2 separate regions of the Homo sapiens genome follow, and region 2 is linked to region 1. Evidence: chromatin loops called from intact Hi-C (ENCODE). Cell type or tissue: mammary epithelial cell. All regions are shown on one strand. Each heading gives the region's core, and the rest is flanking DNA. Links, peaks and the distances in the headings are about the cores only.

What was found. A loop is a pair of places that touch in the nucleus more often than their neighbours do. Peaks named below come from ENCODE experiments on the same cell type or tissue, not always from the same donor. Only the 100,000 strongest peaks of a DNase experiment are listed, where the experiment ranks them.
Region 2: it touches region 1 in a loop (14-fold over the local background); 3 of 110 quality-filtered maps call a loop at or near these places.

What each region holds. Positions count from the first base shown.
Region 1 is chr10:35,235,946-35,244,312 of GRCh38, forward strand. LINC02634 (long intergenic non-protein coding RNA 2634) reads right to left here. Exons shown (of 3, transcript XR_930819.3): 2 at 2,482-2,606. Among named protein-coding and RNA genes, the nearest start is that of LINC02634, 4.6 kb to the right of the region's middle. In mammary epithelial cell, for the core only: CTCF peaks have their summits at 990 (motif pointing right) and 4,254 (motif pointing right); no DNase peak of the experiment used is centred there.
Region 2 is chr10:35,303,148-35,311,514 of GRCh38, forward strand. It overlaps LOC107984220 (a long non-coding RNA gene), which reads right to left and starts at 3,568. Exons shown (of 3, transcript XR_007062113.1): 1 at 3,182-3,568. It also overlaps a transcript of CCNY not described here. RefSeq lists a silencer at 1,670-1,729. In mammary epithelial cell, for the core only: no CTCF peak of the experiment used is centred there; DNase peaks (open chromatin) are centred at 3,954 and 4,344; H3K4me3 peaks cover 572 bases; H3K27ac peaks cover 1,438 bases.

The sequences.
Region 1 (8,367 bases), core at 170-8,169:
TGCTGCTGTGTTCCAGCCTGGGCAACAGAGCAGGACCATGTTTCAAAAACAGTAACAACAACAAGAAAAATTGCAGAAGCTGTTAACAGTTTTACAATCTTAAAACATATCACAGAGACAGTATAAACCCATCTAAACCAATAGACTCAGACAAAATGTCTAAATTACATTCAGACAATGTTTTTATTTTATTGTATCAACAATATTAAAACTGGTTTTATTTACCAAAGATGTTGCATGAATTTGAAAAGCATTTGGGATTATTAATTTATAAATGCTAATTTATTTATAAGTCAATTTGGTACCATGTAGATAATATACAAGCAGACATGTGTATATAAAAATACATGCAGACGGCTGGGCGTGGTGACTCATGCCTGTAATCCCAGCACTTTGGGAGGCCGAGGCTGGTGGATCACCTGAGGTCAGGAGTTCAAGACCAGCCTGATCAACATGGAGAAACCCCATCTCTACTAAAAATACAAAATTAGCTGGGCGTGGTGGTGGGCGCCTGTAATCCCAGCTACTCAGGAGGCTGAGGCAGGAGAATCGCTTGAACTCGGCAGGCGGAGGTTGCGGTGAGCTGAGATCCCACCATTGCACTCCAGCCTGGGCAACAAGAGCGAAACTCCGTCTCAAAACAAAACAAAACAAACAAACAAAAAACATGCAGACATAAATAACATAAATAAAGGTCTTACAGCTTTGATTTCAAAATCATAGCCATGAGACTGGTAAAACTCACTAGTTTAAAAGGACAGGTGGATTAAACTGTGTCTCTGTAAATGGAACAGATTAAAGTTTATCTGTCTCACATAGCTGAAGCCCTTACTGAGATAATAATAAGAGATAATAATCTCTAATTATCAGATTTCAACCAGGAAAAACAGCCAATATTTTTGGGCTTTGAACCTTTTAACCAAAAGGAAGTGGCTCCCTAATTGGGAATCAAATCCAGTCCACAGTGGTGAAAGCACAGAATTTTAACTCCTAGGCCACAAGGTGGAGTGGCCGCCACTACAAATCCTGCAGGGACTCCAAAGCAGGCAGTTTAAGCGTACAAAGGATTTTAACTTTGTTTTCCGTCAGATTTTTGTTCTGAAACTTTTGTTAGGAAAATGTCTAAGGCTAGCCATGATACTATTAGTGCCTTTCTTTTAATTTGATCTTTCCCTAAACACAAATAAGGCACTTGTTTGGAATGAGAGGTCTCTAAAATAGTTTTAGTTTAGGGGGCCTTTGTAACTTAAAGAATCAATCTTTTGGCCACTGATGATTAGAATTTCCTGAGATGTGGCCAGGCATGGTGGCTCAAGCCTGTAATCCCAGCACTTTGGGAGGCCGGGTTGGGGGGGGATCACTTGAGGTCAGGAATTCAAGACCAGCCTGCCAACATGGTGAAACCCTGTCTCTACTAAAAATACAAAAATTAGCTGGGTATGGTGGCTTGCCTCTGTAATCCCAGTTACTTGGGAGGCTGAGACAGGAGAATTGCTTGAACCCGGGAGGCGGAGGTTGCAGGGGGCCGAGATTGAGCCACTGCACTCTAGCCTGGGTGCCAGAGTGAGACTCTGTCTCAAAAAAAAAAAAAGAATTTCCCGAGATGTACTTATGCAAATAGCAACTCAATCTAATAAGCCTCTTCATGGAATGCCCAGGAGGTTATTTTCCAGGTTTCAATGAAGTTTTTACCAATAAACAAGAGGTGCTTCTTGGAGAGGGCATAGAACAGGCAGCCTCAACGATCCCCATCCTCACAAATTCACTCCCAGGAATAGACTAAGGCAGCAAAAGACTCTTGTTGCCACAGATGATAAAAGATGGCGTTTTTACATACAGTGCTTCTAGTATCCCACACATTTATGGGGGGCCACCAGTCATACACCTATTAATCTGTGACACGAGGCAGGCTCTCCTGGGATTGGACTTTCCCAGGACTAACCAGGCAGCAGGGGTTGAGACAACAAAAGCACCTTATAAATAGGACTCATTGGCCGGGCGCAGTGGCGCGTGCCTGTAATTCCAGCTACTCAGGAGGCTGATGCAAGAGAATCGCTTGAACCTGGGAAGCGGAGGTTGCAGTGGGCTGAGATCACACCACTGCACCCCAGCCTGGGTGACAGAGCGAGACTCTATCTAAAAAAAAACAATGACAACAACAAAAAAACTGCAGAGCCAGCTGGCACAGTGGGCTTCTGGGGGTTCTAGATCCATGTTCTACCCTAGGGCACCCCTCTTTATGACAGATCAATACCAAAATACAAGGGAAAAGACTGAGAGAAAAAGGATCAGACAATACCAATATTCATGCCTAAAAATATACCAGAATCGCTACGTAACCCAAGACTAGTCACACAAATCCTTTTCTCCAATTAATCAAGATTTTAGGCAAGGGAAAAGAGACAAACAGTGATTTCTGCTGTCTGCTTGACCGGATTTCACGGAGAGAGGCCGGAAGCCTGGCTGGTAGGAATTTCTTACCCTTCTGATGCTTTGTCAGGTCCTGGGTTCCCTGGACTGTGGCTTCCAGAAAAGTAGAGCAGCTTTAGGATCCTGTCTGTGACGCCAACACTGTAGGGGCCAAGGGAAACCTTCCCAAAGGTTTGCTGAACATCAACAGACAAAGGCAGATTATTAAGAGACAAAGCTTGCAAATCTATTAACATGCATAGGGGAAAATCACAGAACGATCACCCCAGCTTCCCAGTGAAGCACAGAAGCTTTTCTGCCTTTTTTTTTTTTTTTTTTGAGACAGAGTCTCGCTCTGTTGCCCAGGCTAGAGTGCAGTGGTGCCATCTCGGCTCACTGAAACCTCCACCTCCCAGGTTCAAGTGATTCTCATGCCTCAGCCTCCAGAGTAGCTGGGAATACCCCACCACCACACCCGGCTAATTTTTTGGATTTTTAGTAGATATGGGGTTTGGCCATGTTGGCCAGGCTGGTCTTGAACTCCTGACCTCAAGTGATCCACCCACCTGGGCCTCCCAAAGTGTTGGGATTACAGGTGTGAGCCACCAGGCCCAGACTTTTCTACCTTTTTTTTTTGAGACGGAGTCTCGCTCTGTTGCCCAGGCTGGAGTGCAGTGGCAGGATCTCGGCTCACTGCAAACTCCGCCTCCCAAGTTCATGCCATTCTCCTGCCTCAGCCTCCCAAGTAGCTGGGACTACAGGCACCTGCCACCACGCCCTGCTAATTTTTTGTATTTTTTTTAGTAGAGACAGGGTTTCACTGTGTTAGCCAGGATGGTCTCGATCTCCTGACCTTGTGATCCGCCCGCCTCGGCCTCCCAAAGTGCTGGGATTACAGGCGTGAGCCACCACACCCAGCCTCTACCATTTTGAGATTACAGAAAAAATGGGGGCTCCGAGCATGGCCCCAAAAAGTTTATGGTGGTAAGTCAGGTGACAGTGGCAAGACAGATTATGGATGGGAGAGAAAAGGACGCCTGGCTAGCAAAGGTGGTCTTGTTATGCAGCTGAAACCTCACGGGTAGCAGCCCTCAGAGAGAAGAGGTGGGAAATATTCCTTTCAGATCTTGAGAGATGTCAGACTCTCAGTTCATCTTTCCTAGATCTGGACCAGGGAGGACCTCAGAAAGCCTGGCTGCAGGGATGCAGATTTGCTCTACAGATGCAAAAAGCTCAACGCAAAAGACAGCTTTGCAGGGCTGCTTAGCTCTCTGAAGAGCTATCTCAAAATATGTCAACAAAGGATATTTTGGGGTGAAATATTTTGGTTTCCTTCAATATCTCAGGTCCTTTGGAGCTTAAAATCAAGTTATCTGACCAGACCTATGATCTGATTTCTTTTGAGAACTTAGAAGAAAACTTAGAATGAAATAACAAGAACAAGCCATGGGAATGTTGGGAAAATGAGAGGCTGGAGTTGGATGTTTTGATCCTCAGAATCCTCACTTAACAAATGAGGAGTAAAACACTGTATATATAGTGTATGTCTCTATATACAGATATACAGAGTTGCTGGATTAATGTATTTGGGACATTCTTAGGTTAAAAAATTAATTTTTAAATCTGAACTGTAAATATTACTGGGTGTCCTGTATTTTTATTTGCTAAATCTGGCAGCCTTAGTAATTTTAAACAAAAAAATTAAATATAATGTTTGCTAAAAAATAGACTCTATTAATCAATTTCAATCATTTTCTCCAAAACCTTCCTAGGAGAAATTACTGTTTTAAGAGGGCCAAGGTGTTTAAGTCGCGCTGACTAAAATTTGCTAACTGACCTCTAGAGGGAGCCAAATTGATAAAGAAACCGAAATGACATCCTAAATCCAGAGAATTTCTCTCTTTTTCCTTTTCTTTTTTTTTTTTTTTTTTTTTGATGGAGTCTTGCTCTGTCGCCCAGGCTGGAGTGCAATGGCGCGATCTCGGCTCACTGCAACCTCCACCTCCCGGGTTCAAGCGATTCTTCTGCCTGAGCCTCCAGAGTAGCTGGGATTACAAGCTCGCACCACCACCCCTGGCTAATTTCTTCTGTTTTTAGTAGTGACTTTTAGTATTTTTCGTAGACATGACCGGGCGCGGTGGCTCACGCCTGTAATCCCAGCACTTTGGGAGGCTGAGGCGGGCGGATCACGAGGTCAGGAGATTGAGACCATCCTGGCTAACATGGTGAAACCCCGTCTCTACTAAAAAAAATACAAAAAAAATTAGCCGGGTGTGGTGGTGGGCGCCTGTAGTCCCAGTTACTCAGGAGGCTGAGGCAGGAGAATTGCTTTAACTAGGGAGGCGAAGGTTACAGTGAGCCGAGTTTTTGCCACTGCACTCTAGCCTGGCGACAGAGCAAGACTCCGTCTCAAACAACAACAACAACAACAAAATGATGCCATTATAACAATCTATGACCCAGCCAGGTTTGTCTCAAAATATAAAGAGGGAGAGGCCGGGCACGGTGGCTCACACCTGTAATCCTAGCACTTTGGGTGGCAGAGGTGGGCAGATCACTTGAGGCCAGGAGTTCGAGACCAGCTTGGTCAACATGATGAAACCCCGTCTCCAGTAAAAATACAAAAATTAGCCGGGCGTGATGGTGCGCACCTTTAATCTCAGCTACTCAGGAGGCTGAGGCAAGAGAATTGCTTGAACCTGGGAGACAGAGGTTGCAGTGAGCCGAGATCATGCCACCATACTCCAGCCTGGGCAAGAGAGTGACAGTCCATCTCAAAAAAAAAAAAAAAAAAAAAAAAAAAAAAAGACAGCATTTGGGGCCGAGTGTGGTGGCTCATACCCGTAGTCCCAGCATTTTGGGAGGCCAAGGCAGGAGGATCCTTGAGGCCACAAGTTCAATGCCAGGCTGTGCAACATCTCTACAAAAAACACATTAGCTGGGCATGGTGTTTCATGCTGGTAGTCCCAACTACTCAGGAGGCTGAGGCAGGAGGATCACTTGAGCCCAAGAGTTGGAGGCTGCAGTGAACTATGCACCACTGCACCCCAGCCTGGGTGACAAAGACCCTGTTTCATTTAAAAAATAATAATTTTAATGAATTATTTAATTCAAATAAAGAGGGAACACTTGGAATTTAGAAAACCCTATCTCTTCAAAAGCCTATTTTGCAAGTCTGTGGTCTCAGAAAATTTCAAAAGCAAAGACTAGACTGCAAAAATTGAACATTTACTCTTTCTCTTTGCCTTTTTTTTTTTCTTTGACAGAGTCTCACTCTGTCTCCCAGGCTGGAGTGCAGTGGCACGATCTTGTGCCTCAGCCTCCTGAGTAGCTGGGACTACAGGTGTGCGCCACCACACCTGGCTAATTTTTTGTATTTTTAGTAGAGATGGGGTTTCACTATGTTGGCCAGGCTGGTCTTGAACTTCTGACCTCAGGTGATCCACCGGCCTTGGCCTCCCAAAGGGTTGGGATTACAGGCGTGAGCCACCGTGCCTGGCCTTGCCTTCTTGACACAAAAATTATAATCCTGCATGAGGCAGATGCGTGATGCCAACAGAATAAGGAAAGGTCATATACATGTCGGGGGACCCAAGCATATTATGTATTTAATATCCCAATAATGACCCTTACAATGTTATTCAGTGTCACAGCCAATCTGGCTTCATCAAGTACCTTTTTTTTTTTTTAAGAGAGATGGGGTCTTGATATGTTGTCCAGGCTGTAGTGCAGTGGCTATTCACAGATGTGATCATAGCACACTGTGGGCTCTAACTCCTGGGCTGAAAGTGACCCCCTCCCACCTGAGCCTCCCCAGTAGCTCTCTGCTAATTTCTTTTCTTTTTTTTTTCTTTTTGAGACAAGGTCTTGCTTTGTCACCCAGGCTGGGGTGCAGTGGCTATTCACAGGCATGATCATAGTGCATTGCAGCCTCAACCTACCAGACTCAAGTGGTCCACCCATCTCAGTCTCCTGAGTAGCTGGAACTACAGGCACATGCCAGCACACTTGGCTATTTTTTTTTTTTTTTTTTGGTAGAGACAGGGTCCCACTTTGTTGCTCTGGCTGATCTTGAACTCCTGGGATTAAGCAGTCCTCCCACCTCAGCCTCCCACACTGCTAGGATTACAAGTATGAGCCACCACACCTAGCTCCTGCTAATTAAAAAAAATGTTTTTTAGAAACAGGGCCTGGCTATGTTGTCTCAAACTCCTGGCCTCAAGCAATTCTCCTGCCTCAGCCTCCTGAGTAGGTGGTACCACAAGTGCATGCCACCATGCCCGGCCTCAAGTACTTTCCTATGTCTAATGTTTAGCCAGTAGTTATTCAAATCCAAGCAAAGAAAAATAATTCCTAACCTCTTAGCACTCACATTCTTGATTAGAATATATGCCATGTCCCTATTATCTGGAGGTCATCCTTTGGGGCCACTCTAACCCTCCACAAACATCAGAAAAAAAAAACAATGGAAAATATTCCTCAGTGCCTGAAGTAACTATAGTAGAAGATGATTTAACCAGCAGTCTAACTGGTAAACAAATTGTTCTAAAATAATTTTCATGTGATCATCCATTGTTAAAAATTAGGTCATTGCAGGCTGGGAGAGGTGGCTCACGCCTGTAATCTCAGCACTTTGGGAGGTGGGTCACTTGAGGCCAGGAGTTCGAGACCAGCCTGGCCAACAGATGAAACCCCGTCTCTACTAAAAATTCAAAAATTGGCCGGGCACGGTGGCTCAATCCTGTAATCCCTGCACTTTGGGAGGCTAAGACAGGTGGATCACGAGGTCAGGAGATCGAGACCATCCTGGCTAACACGGTTAAACCCCGTCTCTACCAAAAATACAAAAACAATTAGTTAGGCGTGGTGGCGGGCGCCTGTAGTCCCAGCTACTTGGGAGGCTGAGGCAGGAGAATGGCATGAACCTGGGAGGCAGAGCTTGCAGTGAGCCGAGATCGCGCCACTGCACTCCAGCCTGGGCGACAGAGCGAAACTCCATCTCAGAAAAAAAAAAAATTAGCCGGGCATGGTGGTGCATGCCTGTAATCCCAGCTACTCAGGAGACTGAGACAAGAGAATCACTTGAACCTGGGAGGCAGAAGCTGCAGTGAGCCAAGATTGCGTCACTGCACCCCAGCCTGGGTGACAGAGCGAGACTCTGTCTCAAAACAAACAAGCAACAACAACAACAAAACCACATCCAAAGATATTAGAGATAGATCAATATTTAAAATTTATTTGTTATTGTTTAGAGACAGAGTCTCGCTCTGTCACCCAGGCTGGAGTGCAGTGACATGATCATAGCTTACTGTACCCTCCAACTCCTGGGCTCAAGCAACCTTCCTGCCTTAGCCTCTCAAAGCACTGGGATTACAGTTGTGAGCCACCATGCCTGGCCTGACTTAAAACATTGTAATCATTATGCTCTTTTAGAATTAAGATATTTAAACTTCAGATATATTCATCATTGAAATAGGTCAAGTTGCAGATTTTCTGGGTAATACATTTATTTTATGAAAACCAATAACCTGAAATGATGCACTTGATTGGGTGGACAGCAAAACTATGTCTGCTATTATATACTATATACTAGGATGCAAGTTCTATGAAAGCCAAAACTTTGTTTTGTTCAGCCCTTCATCCCTGCCACCAAGAACAGAGTCTGATATATAATAAATGCAAAATAAATGTTTTTTGAATGAATTAATGCATGCTAACTCATTTTTCAAAATTTATGTTTAATTGTGGCAATATACACATAGCATAAAATTTAACATCTTAAAATTTAACATTTTTTTGTTGTTTTTTCGTTTGTTTATTTGTTTTTTGAGACAAGGTCTCACGGTCACCCAGACTGCAGTGCAGTGGGGCAATCTCAGCTTACCAGTCTCCACTTCCCGAGTTCAAGTGATCCTCCCACCTCAGCCCCCCAAGTAGCTGGGACTACATGCACATGCT
Region 2 (8,367 bases), core at 255-8,254, 67 kb after region 1:
CACTGCACTCCAGCATGGGTGACAGAGTAAGATCCTGTTTCTTTTTTTTTGAGACTGAGTTTCACTCTTGTTGCCCAGGCTGGAGTGCAATGGCATGACCTCGGCTCACCGCAACCTCCACCTCCTGGGTTCAAGCAATTCTCCTGCCTCAGCCTCCCGAGTAGCTGGGATTACAGGCATGCACCATGACGCCTGGCTAATTTTGTATTTTCAGTAGAGACGGGGTTTCTCCATGTTGATCAGGTTGGTCTTGAACTCTCGACCTCAGGTGATCCTCCCGCCTCAGCCTCCCAGAGTGCTAGGATTACAGGCGAAAGACCATGTTTCTTAAAAAGAAAGAGGAAAGAAGCCCAGGCATGGTGGCTCGTGCCTGTAATCCCAGCACTTTGGGAGGCCGAGGTGGGCAGATCACCTGAGGTCGGGAGTTCGAGACCAGCCTGACCAACATGGAGAAACCCCATCTCTACTAAAAATACAAAATTAGCTGGATGTAGTGGTGCATGCCTGTAATCCCAGCTACTCAGGAGGCTGAGGCAGGAGAATCCCTTGGACCTGGGAGGCGGAGGTTGCGGTGAGCCGAGATCGTACCATTGCACTCCAGCCTGGGCGACAACAGCGAAACTCCGTCTCAAAAAAAAAAAAAAAAAAAAAAAGAGGGAAGGAAGGAAGGAAGGAAAGAAGGAAGGAAGGAAAGAAAGAAAGGTAGATCTATGTCAAATAGAAAAAAACCTAGTCTTTCAAATTTTCCTAATAGATTAAAAGACAAACAAGAGCACAGATTACGATGTGGGGAAAACACTAAGATCCACCACTCTTTATCCACCCATCACAGTCAGCCTGGAATTAGAGCTAATTAGGAAGAAAGGAAAGACCATTCCTGATACCTGCTGGGTGCTAGCCACATGCTCCAGTTTCTCCGTCTCCTGCACCCGTGAATGGGCTTCTGGAAAGCACCAACCCCTCTTCGTCTTTCAGTAGCTTTGCACCTCCTGCACATGGGGGAGCTCAGCATAGGTTTGCTCAGTTCAGGTGACAGGTAGGTTAGAAATGGATTGGGAAAGGTGTTGAAAGTAAGGCTGAGGAGGTTACAATTTATAATCTAATAAGAGCCGTTGTAAGATCTTGAAAAGGCTTTTTTCTCCTTTTATTTTTTTTTTTTTTTTATTTTTTATTTTTTTTTGAGACGGAGTCTCGCTCTGTCGCCCAGGCTGGAGTGCAGTGGCGGGATCTCGGCTCACTGCAAGCTCCGCCTCCCGGGTTCACGCCATTCTCCTGCCTCAGCCTCCCAAGTAGCTGGGACTACAGGCGCCCGCCACTACGCCCGGCTAATTTTTTTGTATTTTTAGTAGAGACGGGGTTTCACCGTTTTAGCCGGGATGGTCTCGATCTCTTGACCTCGTGATCCGCCCGCCTCGGCCTCCCAAAGTGCTGGGATTACAGGCGTGAGCCACCGCTCCCGGCCTTTTTTCTCCTTTTAATTAAAAGTGGTTTGGTTAGCATATTGCAGGTTTTCTCAGCCACAGTACTATTGGCATGTGGAGCTAGATCATTTTTGTTTTGGGGGGCTGTCCTGTGCCTTGTAGGATGTTTAGCAGAATCCCTAGCCTCTACCCACTACATGCCAGTGGCATCCCCTAGTTGCAACAACCAAAAATGTCTCCTGGGGGCATAATTGCCCAGGTTGAGAACCACTAGGGTGTTAGGGGGAGTGCTGAGCCTCAAGGCAGGGGAGATCAGAGGAAGAAGAGCCAAAAAACGTGGGTGGATGGAAGAGACACTAATTCAAGTGTGGTCTAAGAGTAGTGATTCTCATCACTGTTGCCGTGTTGCACAGTATTTAGGAGCCTAATATACAAGTGTCATGTAGTATTGAACTAAAAATCCACAGGAACAATTCATGAGGCATTCCCGTTTGTTTCTTTTGGAAAAATATAAAATCTGACATTGCTTGGAGAAAACCGGAGACAGACTTGTCAGGAAAAGGTTATGGCCACGTGTCCTTTTGCCCGAAGACATTTATCCTTTACGTAACTGGCAATACCAAAAGTAAGCGTGCTTTTTAATGAAAATTGTCATTTTATGGTTACAAAGCTTTCGGTTTATTGTACAAGAGAAAAATTTCCTACAGTTAATGCTCTAATTCCCCCCTGCTAAGGAGTAAATTGTAAAAATACATGCTGTTACTCTTTGAAATGTGGAGTGATGTTCCTTCAAGTCTAGAGGATGCTGCATGAAATCAGCTTCAAGACAGGCTTGAGGTGACAAGAACATGAAATATATATTACATGCAAACACTTTGGTTTTGGAAATCTGCATGTTTATTCCAATGGCATCAGCTGATACTGTGTTCACTGTAACCTAGTAATGTCACAGCAGCATCTGGGGGCATATAATTGTGTCAGAGCTGCTGTTTACCCAGTTAAATGAGACAGAGATTAGGTAAGGTTTGTGCTACTTATCGTTCATTGCCATGGCTTCATCTTCCTAATCCTCCTTATTTTTACCCCTGCAAGAAAGAACAGTTCTAATATCTTCTTGTTTCTGAGTATTGATGATTGGGTTATGTGGATACTTCTGGGTAGATGTCCATTTGGAAAAGATGCTTGCTGAGTGCCCTTTGTACTGACAATGGTGGAAGAAATTTCCTGATTGGGATCTGGCTCTTGATATATGATCCTTAGAGGTAATGTCCCTGTGGATGGTGCTGCCAGTCTGACCCCTTGTAAGACTTCACAGATATGCTTGGGATCATTAGAGTGGGTTTCATTTCTATCACAGAAGGAGTTGATATAAGGTGCAGGAAATCTACTCCTATTTTCCAAAGTTAGTTTCCAGTACAGTAACACATCCTGTGTAATTTTTTACTTAAAATTCATGTTTCATATGCCATTTTTTTTCTTTATGAGAGACAGAGTCTCACTCTGTTGCCCAGCCTGGAGTGCAGTGGTGCAATCTCGGCTCACTGCAGCCTCTGCCTCTCAGGTTTAAGTGATTCTCCTGCCTCAGCCTCCTGAGTAGCTGGGATTACAGGCACACGCCACTACACCTGGTTAATTTTTGGATTTTTAGTAGAGACAGGGTTTCACCATGTTGGCCAGGTTGGTCTTGAACTCCTGACCTCAAGTGATCCACCTGCCTCAGCCTCCCAAAGTGCTGGGATTACAGGCGTGAGCCACCATACCTGGCCAACCATCTTGGATTTGTCATTCAGCACAGCATGGAAGTTGGCGCCAGGCATCTTGCTTCTTTGTACAATATTTCCATTTCCTGAGATCATGCCACTTGAGGGAGGCCTGCCTGGGTTTCCACCAGCTCCTTCCCTGGCTTTCGGTCCATTCCAGCTTCTCCGAACAGAACTCTGTCCCTGCTTGGGGGACCAAGAAGGCACAAGGGCAAACCCACACATGAATGAAGTTTGTGGGTCATTTAGCATGAAGCAAGCATCATGGCAGAAGCTGTTTGGGAAGAGCTGGTCTTTCTGGTACTCCCCGGTCTGTTCACTGTCCTCACCCCTTCTCCCACATGCCCTCTCCCCTTCTCCCACATGCCCTCTCCCCTCCTTCTCCTTTTCTTTCTTTCCTCCTTCATTTTCTACATGACATAACAACCTTCAGGTAGCAAAACATCTGCTAGGAGTCATCCTGGCTTTTGTGTGTAAATCTGGTTTTTAGGACGCTCTTTAAAGAAAGTTTTATCTTAGGGGGCCAGGAGGATGGCAGGAGTGCTGTCAAATAGCCTCAGAGCAATATGTCCAGGAGCCCAGGCATCTGCTAGAAAAGCACGTGTAGCTGCAAAGATAAGGGTTTCTATCAGTCAGGGAATCAGTAAGTTCTCTCCTACTCACCTGAGGGCGTGCAGTCCCGCACCCTAGGAAGCAGTACACGGCAACATACCTTGCTGCTGGGCTGGGCTGCAGTGCTTCAGTGCTGCTGCTCACTAACCTTGTGCCCTCGGGTAACACGCTGGCAACCTGGGCCTCTGCTTCCTGATTCATAACTCAGGGATGACGACAGCAAGCTCCCTCATCAGGCTGTGGTGCGGGTTAAGCGAGTTTATAAATTGAAAATGCTAGCTCATAGTCCACATTCAAGAAATGTCAGCTGTAATAATATCATTATCCTTGTCCTCAAGGAACTTGAAAACTAGTTAGACAGATGGAACATCTGTGAAAGAATTACAAAAAAGAGTCAGCCCAGGTGTGGCGGCTCACGCGCATAAACGCCATGGAGTTTAAAGAAGAATGAAATGTTTCAGCATCTGAGCTATCAGATAATGTTAGCAGAGGACGGAGATTATGTTAGAGCTTGCAAGTTGTTAAGCCAACAAACATTAAGCACCTATTCCTGTGACTCACTCACCCAACTGGGTGTTTGCCATATGACTCTGATTTTGCCAATCACGTTTTGCTAATCCTAAAACGAGGCACAATTCAGATCTTTATGCTAGGTACTGGGCTAAATAACCTTCCATGCATGATGCCATTTTCATCCTTTCAACAACCCCGAAATAAGGTTATATGTATATATATATATACGTGTATATCTACACGTGTATATATGTATATATATACACACACACATATATGTATATATATACATATTGATGTGTATATATGTGTGTGTGTGTGTGTGTGTGTGTGTGTGTGTGTGTGTGTATATATATATATATATATTTTTTTTTTTTTTTCTGAGATGGAGTCTTGCTCTGCTGCCCAGGCTGGAATGCAATGGCGCAATCTTGGCTCACTGCAACCTCCGCCTCCCGGGTTCAAGTGATTCTCCTGCCTCAGCCTCCTGACTAGCTGGGATTACAGGCGACCACCATCACGTCCAGCTAATTTTTGTATTTTAGTAGACACGGGGTTTCACGATGTTGGGCAGGCTGGTCTGGTACTCCTGACCTCAAGTGATCCACCCGCCTCGGCCTCCCAAAGTGCTGGGATTACAGGCATAAGCCACCGTGCCCGGCCGAGGTAGTAATAATTTTATGGATAAAGAAATTGAGGTTTTGGAGCTGTTAGTTTGTCTAAGATCAAAGCACTAACACATGGCAGAGCTTAGAATGGAGCAGGATCACAGATTGCCTGATGGCAGAGCACGCAAAAGAGGAGGAGGTGGGAGGCTGGGCACAGTGGCTCATGCATGCCTGTGATCCCAGCACTTTGGGAGGCCAAAGTGGGAGGATCGCCTGAGCCCAGGAGTTCAAGACCAGCTTGAGCAACACAGTGAGACTCCATCTCAACTAAAAAGTAAAAAACAGCTGGGCATGGTAATGTGCACCTGTAGTCCTGGCTACTTGGGAGGCTGAGGTGGGAGGATCACTTGAGCCTGAGAGTTTGAGGCTGCAGTGAGTTATGATCCTGTCACTGCACTCCAGCCTGCGTGACAGAGTGAGCCCATGGGGAGGAGGGAAGAGGATGTGTGAGGTGTGACAGTCTGGACAGAGAGGGAGCCTGGAAGAGGTGTGGAGGGCAGGGACCCAATGAAGCCAATATTCTAGTGGGAACAGGGCATCTGTGGGGGAGCCTGAGTGACATATATAATGTGAGACTAATGGGCTACCGGCAGATAAGAGCTCATTTCAGCTTGAGAGAAGGCAGCCAGACAAAAGGAAGTAGCAGCCATGCGGATGTGACCTGGTGAGGGCTCAGAGTCGGGGCAAAAAGAACAAAAAGGAAACAGTGAAGTCTAGGGGACCCCTGGAAGGCAATATTGACAGGTGTCTGTGACAGCTTGGATGACGATGGTCAATTAGAGAGGGAGGGTGAGAGTGATCTCAGAGTCCTTGCCTCAGCAGTCCTGAAAATAGTGATCTTCAACCAGGCCAGGAAAACAGGGAAGGTGGGTGGGAAAGGAGGTGTTGTTTTACACACATTAAGCTTAGGGGAATGTGTGGGAATCTTGTAAACATTTGGACAGACAGAGACTGGGGTATATGGGGGAGTCCAAGCCTGGAGACAAAGATTTGAGAATCAGCCATGCAGAGGGAAAGGCTACATCTGCAAGGCAGTGGCTCACGGCTAAAGTAAGGAAAAGTGGCCACAAAGGGAAAAAGAGTGGTTTGGATGGTTACAGGAAAATCAGGAAAACAGAAACAGTGTCTCAAGGAAGAATGGCCCTCCACATGAGATAGGTCAGCAATCACTCAGGTCCTGTGAGGAAGCACACTCGGACTCAGTGGACTGTGAGGGTGGAGGAATTCCCCACCTGCCTCTGGGTGATGGAGAATCTACCTGGGAGGCTTGTGGATGACAGGTGGAGAGGAAGAGCAGTGGGTTTTTTGTTTTTCTTTTTCAGAGACAGAATCTGGGTGTCACCCGGGCTGAAGTGCAGTGGCACCATCAAAGCTCTCTGCAGCCTCGAACTCCTGGGCTCAAGATACTTCTGCCTCACTCTCCCAAGTAGCTGGGACTGCAGGCACACACCACCATACCCAGCTAATTTTTGAATTTTCTGTAGAGATGAGGTCTCACTATGTTGCTTAGGCTGGTCTCGAACTCCTCGGCTCAAGTGATTCTCCTGTCTCAGCCTCCCAAAGTGATGAGATTGCAGGCATGAGCCACTGTGCCCAACCTCCAAGTCTTTGTTAAAAACTAATTTTTTATTGATACATGATAGTTATACATATTTCTGGAGTACATGTGTTATTTACTTATTTATTTATTTATTTAGAGACAGAGTCTCGCTCTGTCGCCCAGGCTGGAGTGCAGTGGTGCAATCTCCACTCACTTGCAAGCTCCACCTCCCAGGTTCACGCCATTCTCCTGCCTCAGCCTTCCGAGTAGCTGGGACTGCAGACGCCCGCCACCATGCCCAGCTAATTTTTTGTATTTTCAGTAGAGGCAGGGTTTCACCATGTTAGCCAGGATGGTCTCGATCTCCTGACCTTCTGATCCGCCCGCCTCAGCCTCCCAAAGTGCTGGGATTACAGGCACGAGCCACTGCACCCAGCTGGGAACCACCATTCTTTTCTCTAACTCCATGAGATCAACTGTTTCAAGTTTCCTACATATTAGAGAGATCATGTGGTATTTGTCTTTCTGTGCCTGGCTTATTTCATTTCACATAATGTCCTCCAGGTCAACTCATGTTGCTGCAAATGACAGGATTTCATCTTTTATGGCTGAATAATAGTCCATCATGTATATGTACCATATTTTCTTTATCCATTCATTTGCTGATAGGCACTGGGGTTGATATTTTGGCTGTTGTGAATTGTGCTCCAATAAACATACAAGTACAGTACCTCTTTGATATGCGTCTTTCTTTTGGATATATACTAGCAGTGGGCTTGCTAGATCAAAGGTAGTTTTGATTTGTAGTTTTTTGAGGAACTTTCATATGGTTTCCATGGCTGTATTAACTCACATTCTCACCAACAGTGTATATCCCCTTTCCCTGTATCCTCACCAAGATTTGTTATTTTTTGTCTTTTTGACAATAGCCATTGTAACTGGGGTGCAATATCTCACTGTAGTTTTGCTTTGCATTTTGCTGATGATGAGTGATGCTGAGCATTTTTCATACAACTGTTGGTCATTTGTGTGTCTTCTCCAAGCTTTTTTGATTGCTTAGCCTTTGTAGTGTGATTACTTTTTGAGCAGTCTTAATATATGTATAGTTTTAAATTATACATACACACTACTATGATTAGCTAACATCTTAAGTTATATTATTCACCAGGGCGAGTTCACTATTAAAAACAGAGGATTGGCCGGGAATCGTGGCTCACGCCTGTAATCCTAGTACTTTGGGAGGCCAAGGTGGGAGGATTGCGTGAGTCCAGGAGTTCAAGACCAGCCTGGGCAACATGGTGAAACCCTGTCTCAACAAAACAAAACAAAACAAAACAAAACAAAACAAAACAAAACAAAACAAGAGGATTGGAAGGCACAGTGACTCATGCCTATCATCCCAACACTTTGGGAGGCTGAGGCAGGAGGATTGCTTGAGGCCAGGAGTTGGAAACCAGGCTGGTCAACATAGCCAGATCCTGTCTCTACAAAAGCAAAATAATTAAAGTTAGCTAGACACGGTGGTGCATTCCTGTAGTCCCAGCTACTTGAGAGGCTGAGGCAGGAGGATCCTTGGAGCCCAGGAGTTCGAGGCTGCAGTGAGCTATGATTGTACCACTGCACTCCAGCCTGGGCCACAGAGCAAGACCCTGTCTCAATTAACAACAACAACAAAAAAATACAGGATATAATTTTATATTTCAAATGTTCTTGATAATTAAAAAATTATTTTTGGTTGAGCACAGTGGCCCATGCCTGTAATCCTAGCACTTTGGGAGGCTGAGGCGGGTGGATCACCTGAGCCCAGGAGTTCAATACCAGTGTGGGCAAAATGGCCAGACCCTGTCTCTCCA